Linked DNA regions of Homo sapiens: all the other regions are linked to region 3. The links are chromatin contacts, found by Hi-C or POLR2A ChIA-PET in ENCODE. All regions are on one chromosome and are shown on one strand. Each heading gives the region's core, a stretch centred on a gene start or an enhancer-like site at or near the end of the contact. The rest is flanking DNA. Distances are from core to core; before and after follow the strand shown.

Region 1 (2,700 bases), core at 175-2,674, 490 kb before region 3:
ACAGCTATTCTTCCTGGAACTTTTTTTTTTATGTGTTCTCTGAAGAAAGATTCATGATCTTCCCAAAGGTTTATACTCTTTAACAAAGACCAGTACCTAGACAATGCTTTCCTACTCACTGTCTTTATATATTCTCTCTATATTTTAAAATCTGAGTAAAAGAATTCTTCAAAATGAATTCCTAGGCTGGGCATGGTGGCTCATGCCCGTAATCCCAGCACTTTGGGAGGCCAAGGTGAGAGGATCACTTGAGGCCAGGAGTTTGAGACCAGCCTGCGCAACATAGTAAGACTCCCGTCTCTACAAAAGATTTAAAAAAAAAAAAGTAAAAACAGAAAACATTAGCCAAATGTCATGGCATGCACCTATAGCCCCAGCTACTCAGAAAGCTGAGGTGGGAGGATCACTTGTGCCCAGGAGTTTGAGGCTACAGTGAGCTGTGATCCTCCAGCCTGGGTGACGGAGAGAAACTCTGTCTCAAAAAAAAAGAAAAAAAAAAAAAAATTCCTGAAGTCATGTACTTGAGAACTTTAAATGAGTATGTACATAAAAAACATCCGAATGTCTCGATTACTGGCTTCATTTGTTGGTCTTCAATTAAGTTAGTTTGACCTCATGTATTCAGCCCTATCCCAATGTTATCTAGCACCAAGAACATGAAATAGCACCATTAATTCTACTCAAGACTAGAAGAAATGCTAAAGAAAATCTTCCTAATAAAACTGTCTTCTATTTTATCTATTACTTTGAAACTTTGCTTGATACTCGAAAGCATGTTGCTCTCATTAGCAGGAACTAAACTTCCAGAGTTAAAAAAAAATTTTAAAATAAACATATTCTGGAATAGTGTTATTTTCTTTGTGGGCTGGGAGAACATGAAAAGTTACTCATAAAATATGTATTTATTAGGAATAGTATTATTAATTTGACTGTTAAACATTCTAATCATTTCCTTTTTAAGGGCCAGTGAAATACAATTATTTTCATATCAAGTCTTCCCAAAGGAAAGACTTTGTATAATATCTGTCAGTTTCACCTAAAGAAGAAAAACTGAGAAATCAATCTTTGTCTCTCAACCTAACAAATGTTTTCTTTCATTATTTACATCACACACAGCCTTTTGCTTACTACCTACTAAACACAAGTACAAAATTCCTGCCCTAAAAAAAAAAGCAAAACAAATACTAAGCAAGGGACAAAACAAATCTTATGCAGATTGTTTACATATCTTCTGAGCACTTCTATTTTAGTGGGCAAGTGGGTAGGCATAATGGGGTACTGAGAAAAAAAGGAAAATGTTTTAAAACATGAAAATGTTATAACATTTTTTTATGATGAAAAACAATGTGGACTGCATATATTATCTCAGATAAAACAGATTTCCATCTATACTAGAGTTTCCTTGTGGCTGATTTCAAAAGGATGACTCAAACAGAAAGAACTGCTTTAGTATGTTTGCGGTGGAACCATTTTATGAAACCAATTCAGCTGATGACTGGAGTTTAATTCATAGCAGTTTCTTGATAAGAGTGAAAATTTAATCACCTTCTTCATTCTTTTGCAACCAGCAGGAGTAACACATAGCATTTTTACATAAAAGGAGAAATAATGGTGTGCAGTAGTAGTTGGAGGTTACTACTTTCTGCTAGTGTCTTTTAGCTTCTCAACACAGCAGTGGAGGAAGTGAAGTCTATGTTCCCCTTCCCAAGATACAGGACACCACCTGTGTAAATTCCCACCCTCCTCTCTTAGAGAAGCCAAATAGCATGCTGATAGTATATCACCTACAGGGATAACTTATTTCATCCTGATGGAAAAGGAGTTAACATCTTTCCTAGGGACAGTATTTGTTCCTTTAACTGGGGCTTCTCAACTTGGGCATTACTGACATTTTGACATTGTGGGGCACTGGCCTGTGCATTGTAGGGGGTTCAGCAGTATCTCTGGCCTTTCTGTTCTACCTAGATGCCAGTAGAACATTCTAGTTGTGACTTTAAAAATGCCTCAACTTCCTATCTCCCCACTACTCACTCCCCTACCTTGTGAGAACCACTGCTCTAATCTTGAAGACAACATACATTGTTCTTAGGATGGAAATTTCCCCTTTTTTTGGCATACTTCTTGGCACACAGTAAGGTACTTAATGTTTGCTTACTAACATTATACTGATACTGATAATAAAAGGTTATTTATACTAAGACTTGTGTTAGTAAAGGCCGTGTAGTTGAAGGCGGGTGTAGTTTCAGTATTTTACTAGAATTGATAGGGGCTGAGAGTGAGAATGAGAATCTTGCCTTGATGGCAATTAATGATTAATGTTTCTGTACATTTAAAATATTTTAATATTGTGGCTACCTCTCTCAAATGGTTGAAGGAAAGCGACTAGAGCTGGAGTGGCCACAGAAGTAGCTATAAGGCTACTGCTGGGTAGCCTGCTGTTTAGAGAAAGGCAAATCTTTGGAGGCTAGATAAGTATCTTCTGGACTAAGGGGCCCATATTTAGAAAAATTAAAAGCAGGTTTTGGCAAGCATGGGAGAATTCTTTTAGGTCAACAGAGGGTGTCAATTTGAATCAACCTTGGGGTAAGGTCTATCTTGAACTTGCATAGAATGGTAATTAGCCAAATGCTTTCACGTAAGATTATTTTATTTGACCCCCATAATAGCCCTGTGAATTGGGTAGGAAAGTCTGAACTCTAT
Region 2 (2,700 bases), core at 201-2,700, 410 kb after region 3:
CAAGCCTGAGCAAAGCCAAAAGTCAGGCTTACAGTCCTGGAGGCTTTGATCTCGATTTCCTTGCCTTTCCTCCTGGGAATCCCTGTGACTGGTAGCATCCTTCTGTTAAGGACATACTGTATCCAAGGGGAAAGACGTCTGGGTTCTGGTCCTGACTCTGTTACCCTTGGTGAGTGGTCAGCCTCATTTTACCCAGTCTCACAGGCTGTAAAATGGGGATGGTATAACCCTGACTGTTTCGGTTCCTCGGGGTTATCCTAGGGAGAGATGAAGACGGCCTGGCTGAAAGTCCCTGCATTCTGCCTCAGGAAGGACCTGCATCTCTCACCCCAGCTTTATCCCCCACTGATGAGTACCCTGTGCTTGTGCCCTAGGTACGTACCTGTGGGCATCATGTTCCTTGTTGGAAGCAAGATCGTGGAAATGAAAGACATCATCGTGCTGGTGACCAGCCTGGGGAAATACATCTTCGCATCTATATTGGGCCATGTTATTCATGGAGGAATTGTTCTGCCACTTATTTATTTTGTTTTCACACGAAAAAACCCATTCAGATTCCTCCTGGGCCTCCTCGCCCCATTTGCGACAGCATTTGCTACCTGCTCCAGGTGAGTGGGTTTTGGGTCTCTTCACTGCTCTGAGCCATGTTAACATGGAACCAGGTGAGCCCAGTGGTAGATGCACAACCAGTGTCTTGACATACTTTAATTCCTGGAAAACTCTAAATCGGTCTTCTGTTATTTTTTTGTTTTTTCTTCTTTAAGAGACAGGATCTTCCCGTGATTGCCCAGGCTGGTCTCGAACTCCTGGGCTCAAGTGATCCTCCCACCTCGGCCTTCCGAATAGCTGTGATTACAGGCATGCACAGCCACACCAAGCCTCACATGATTTCTTAAAATGACCAGCCCCAAAGCTTTTCTGTATTCCCCTGGGGTGGGTTTCTGTTTCATTTACTATTCTACTGAAGTTACCTCATTCTCTTCTCCCTCTTGCTCCTTAGAGGTCAGCAGATCATTAGTTAGCCCAGCTGCGGGTCCCTCACCCTAATTAGGAAGACCTTTCCCTGAGTAAAAGAAGGCAGCCCACCTAACTCAAAAATGCATTGCAGGGAAGTTTCTAGAATGGTTCCTGCCCAATTCTCCCTTTCTGGATATGTGAATTAGAAAACGAGTCTGAGGCACCGTGGTGAGGGATGGATGCTTAGCCCTCTAGGAGTCCACAATAGTGTGGGATTGTCTCATTTGGCACAAGAGATGCATCCTGTCATTCACTGGAAAACCTTAAAAAAAAAAAAAAACACTGGGTTTTCCAAATATGTTAAAACTTTCAAAGGACGGCAGCACGTCGTTTCATTCACACATTTAGTTTTGCCTCTACTGCTCACTTCCTCCCAATCTGGATGGCTATTTATATAACACAGAGGTGGGAGTAAAAAAAAAAAAAAAATTAGGGAAGGAAGTTCCTCTGGCCTAGACAAAAACCTGTTTCTCAGCTGCACCAACTAACCTCTGCAGAGCCCGCAGAGCCAGCTAGAGGGAGCAGGTACTGTTCTTATGGTTATCTACTTAGTTATTCTTCCAAGCTCACAGAGCCATTTCTGGGTTTTGGCCTAAAAGAAAAAAAAATCATAGTTTACCATTTACTTTTGGGAGGGGAACACTCAAGAGAGGAGATGCACATGTAGAGAAACTAGTTGTTTGTTCTCTCGGGAACGTTTTGCACCGGGAGGCAATGTGCAGTTCTTAAGAAACTTGGAACACGTGAATCCAAGTAAATGACAGAATAGGTAAATGAAGGCAGTCATATTTTAAGTATCTTGGGAGTTGCCAAAGCCTCATGTTGTGACAGAAGTTTTAAAGTGATTCTGTTTTTTCCCTTATTTCAAGAGAAGAAAGCCAGAAACGAAGATGGTGCTAATTGCTCTGTTCTGGGGTCTGAGACAAGACACATGTTAGCCTGCCTCGGACTGTTGTCATGTCTGGCGGTTTGTTTTTCCCATTTCTAGCTCAGCGACCCTTCCCTCTATGATGAAGTGCATTGAAGAGAACAATGGTGTGGACAAGAGGATCAGCAGGTTTATTCTCCCCATCGGGGCCACCGTGAACATGGACGGAGCAGCCATCTTCCAGTGTGTGGCCGCGGTGTTCATTGCGCAACTCAACAACGTAGAGCTCAACGCAGGACAGATTTTCACCATTCTGTAAGTTCCTCATTCTTTCCCTGGCTCAAAACTGAAGGCTTTTCTTGTGATTTCCTTTGAAAAACCAATCTCACCACAACTTGGTGTCTCGCTCATAAAATGAGGACAGTGGGGATTCATTACTTGAAGAGCGTGTGTTGACTCTCAAGGGCGTAGCCAGCAGAGCCTATGGTGGGGCGGTTTTTAGTTTCCAGCCACATTGCAGCTGCATGGTCTGCATTTCTCTGTGTCCACTCCACGCTCTATGTTAATGGCTGGCCCTGCTCTGCCATCCCTTAGAGTGACTGCCACAGCGTCCAGTGTTGGAGCAGCAGGCGTGCCAGCTGGAGGGGTCCTCACCATTGCCATTATCCTGGAGGCCATTGGGCTGCCTACTCATGACCTGCCTCTGATCCTGGCTGTGGACTGGATTGTGTAAGTAACAAGTCCTGAGAACACCAAAAAGAGTCTGCACTGAGTTCCCTAGGAGCTTAGCACTGCTGGGCCTGGGCCATGCAGAG
Region 3 (2,700 bases), core at 92-2,591:
TACCATTATTCTCATCTCACTTTACAGATGATAAAACTGAGGCACAGAAAAGGAACTTGCCCCAAAACCCACGGCAAGACAGATCTGAACCCAGGGGGTCTGGCTCCAGGCCCATGTGCCTATAGGACCCCTCAAGCTCTGTTATTTCATTGGAACCTACACTTACCTCCAAAGTATGTAGTCTTGTTTTCTCCGTTCTACAGGTGATAACACTGAGGTTGAACAACTTGCCCAAGGTCACCTCATGCTTTACACACCTGTCACTGTGAGACTGACAACCAGAGAACAGTCAAAGGAATTCAGAGGGGGTCATTTCAGGAAGGGGAGACAGGGGAAGAGTCAAGCAGGGGCGGTGGGAATCTGGGAGGTCATGGAGCTCAAGTGTGTGTGCCTGAAAAACCGCTCCCCGAGTGCTGAGGAGCAGCCAAGCCTCCTTCCAGAGCCCTCAGCCCAGGAGAGGTGGCTTACAGTCCCACAGGTGGAGGAGGAGCCTTAGGCTCAAGGTTAACACCCACTCTCCTTCCCTGTTCTGCATCACAGTCACGGGGGTCACCCAAGGAGTGCCTTGTATGGTAGAGAGAGATTAACAGGGCAGCCTCCCAGCAGTCCCCACCCCAACCCTGCTCCCTGGGCCAGCTGTCCCGCTGTCATTGACCCGGTCCCTATTTACAGTTCAGTAGCAGAGGCCTATGACTCAGGGACAGAGGGAATTCCCACGGTGCCAGGCCTCAGGCCATGTGGAGAGTGGCTCATTAAGAGCCACGGCACAGCGATTACCTCCAGAGAGGCGTGTGAGCAGGTACCTTGGAAGCTCTGTTTCTCATGTTTCTAAAGATCGCCAAGGTGTTGTGTTCTGAGTAATAATGAATTGCCTTCATTATTCACACGCACAACCTGCACCACCGCCCACAAAGGCCTTGGACACTCCTGCTGAAGAGGTCAAGTCAGCCCTCTGGTCCCAGCTCTCCCATTGACTGGCTGGTGGGTGTCAGCCTAAGAGCCGTATGGACTTCGTCAGTGCCGGAGTGTGAGGCCCTTTGTATTTTGGAGCCATTACCAGAAAGCAGAGCCTCCAGTAGACCTTTTTCAAACTTTCTGTGTGGTTTGCACGTTCGTCCACTGTACCGAGGTAGCATTTCTTCTCATTATGACTCCTGGGGCTGTCCGCCTGCCTCCGGTTCCCAAAACCCTGTGGGTGTGGAAGCTGTGAGGTAAGCAGAACATGGCCCAGCCCCCGGGCCCTGCTGATTGGTTCAGAAGTGGACCTCTGGCGCAGGCCCCTCCAACCACAACATCCTGAGCTCTTGGCAACAATTGTTTGGTGACGGCCTCAGCTTTTAACTAGAATTTTGGAGAAAAGCTGCAGTGTGTCTTTAACTTGTTAAGCTTGGGAGCTGCTATCGGAGAGTCTTGCATTCTGGGCCCAGCCACATCCCTGCTCTTGGTAAAGGTTAGTTATTTACCTTTAGTTAATTACCTTTACCAAAATTATTTGAGCAAAAAATAAATTATATACATGCACACGCGTGCACACACACACACACCCATACATATGTCTTTAAACTACTTAGAGGGGCGTTCCTGCCACTTGCAACCAGCCTGTCATATATACTTCTCTGAACCATCTGGACATTTTGCAGGAGGTTCCCTTTCTGCAGAGGGACAAAGGGGTTGGCTGGGGAGAACATGAAGGCCTTTGGGTTAATGTGTTGGAAGCTGCCGCCAAGCTTGTAAATGAAAAGCATCTTTGAACTCATTGAGTAAACGTATAGGAAAGTGGATTTAAATTGAACGTCATCTGCCTACCGTCTTGGAAGCACATGTGTATGGCCCCAAAGCTAAAGGCTGCTAGACTTCTGCACAGGAGCTTGCGGCCTGGTGGTAGTCACTTCCCTTGGCGGGGCTTCCAGGGGTCCAGCAGCCTCACCTGACACGTGACACAGGGGCAGAGCCAAGCAAAGCTTCAGCCTCCAGTGCGAGGTGCAGCCACAGCTATCTCCTGCCCAGCTGGATTTTCCAGTCCTGCCGGCACGTTCCTTCCTGTTCCTTCCCTCATCCTTTGGCAAACAGATATCTGCAAACTCAGGCACCCAGAGAGTGAGGGGATTCCCATGGGGCCCTTCCGTGGTATAGGCTCTTGGGGCTCTGCCAGCCTGCTCTTAGAGGCCGGGACTGGTGGGCTAGGCTGGCAAAGCTATCCTCCATGCCCCGCTCTCCTCCCTCCTGTCTTCCTTTCCTCCACCCACCTCGCAGCCCCTGGCCTGCCTTTACTCCCAGCTCTCCTCCCTGAACCAGACCCGCTCCACCCTCTGCCACTTACACCTTTAAGGTGGACAACTGAGCTGGAAGGAGCCTCAGAAACCATCCCCATCCAATCCAGTTCCTTTCCAGAAGGAGAAACTGAGGACAGGGAGGCGAAGTGAGCTGTTAAAAGTCACCATCTAAGGAGCTGTGCTGGGGATAGAACACGGGTGGCTACGCCGGGCATGGTGGTGCGCACCTGCAGTCCTGGCTGCTGGAGAAGCTGAGGCGGAAGGATCGCTTAAGCCCCGGAGTTCGAATCCAGCCTGGGCAAGGGGCGAGATCTTCCTTTCTTAAAAAAAAGGAAAAAAAGGGCCAGGCGAGGTGGCTCACGCCTGTAATCTCAGCACTTTGGGAGGCCAAGGCGGGCGGATCACTTGAGGTCAGGAGTTTGAGAGC

The links. A loop is a pair of places that touch in the nucleus more often than their neighbours do. ChIA-PET counts read pairs that join two places held with the same protein, here RNA polymerase II (POLR2A). Pooled maps may share reads with other maps.
Region 1: a map of naive thymus-derived CD4-positive, alpha-beta T cell shows a loop between it and region 3 (4-fold over the local background). The contact joins the enhancer-like site here to the promoter of LINC02579 in region 3. A Hi-C loop is called at or near these places in 1 of 168 maps with a recorded cell type or tissue (naive thymus-derived CD4-positive, alpha-beta T cell) and 3 of 50 pooled maps. POLR2A ChIA-PET finds 5 or more read pairs at or near these places in 3 of 52 experiments (H1, T-cell and activated T-cell).
Region 2: a pooled map shows a loop between it and region 3 (2.0-fold over the local background). The contact joins the enhancer-like site here to the promoter of LINC02579 in region 3. A Hi-C loop is called at or near these places in 1 of 168 maps with a recorded cell type or tissue (heart left ventricle) and 1 of 50 pooled maps. POLR2A ChIA-PET finds 5 or more read pairs at or near these places in 2 of 52 experiments (activated B cell and activated naive CD4-positive, alpha-beta T cell).

Annotation. Positions count from the first base shown.
Region 1 is chr2:64,112,812-64,115,511 of GRCh38, forward strand. The region is part of intron 1 of PELI1 (pellino E3 ubiquitin protein ligase 1); the gene reads right to left. Among named protein-coding and RNA genes, the nearest start is that of PELI1, 30 kb to the right of the region's middle. RefSeq lists an enhancer at 1,313-1,392. Within about 2 kb of position 1,425, at least 5 of the 41 ENCODE cell types and tissues checked have a DNase peak (open chromatin) inside an H3K27ac peak, as active enhancers do.
Region 2 is chr2:65,016,066-65,018,765 of GRCh38, forward strand. It overlaps SLC1A4 (solute carrier family 1 member 4), which reads left to right. Exons shown (of 8, transcript NM_003038.5): 5 at 375-608; 6 at 2,006-2,200; 7 at 2,480-2,614. Among named protein-coding and RNA genes, the nearest start is that of LINC02576, 13 kb to the right of the region's middle. RefSeq lists an enhancer at 961-1,040. Within about 2 kb of position 1,451, at least 8 of the 41 ENCODE cell types and tissues checked have a DNase peak (open chromatin) inside an H3K27ac peak, as active enhancers do.
Region 3 is chr2:64,605,971-64,608,670 of GRCh38, forward strand. It overlaps LINC02579 (long intergenic non-protein coding RNA 2579), which reads left to right and starts at 1,342. Exons shown (of 4, transcript NR_034023.1): 1 at 1,342-1,450. It overlaps LOC105374773 (a long non-coding RNA gene), which reads right to left and starts at 1,269. Exons shown (of 7, transcript XR_007086343.1): 1 at 1,058-1,269; 2 at 167-271. RefSeq lists enhancers at 95-1,294, 810-859, 1,577-2,078, 2,079-2,578.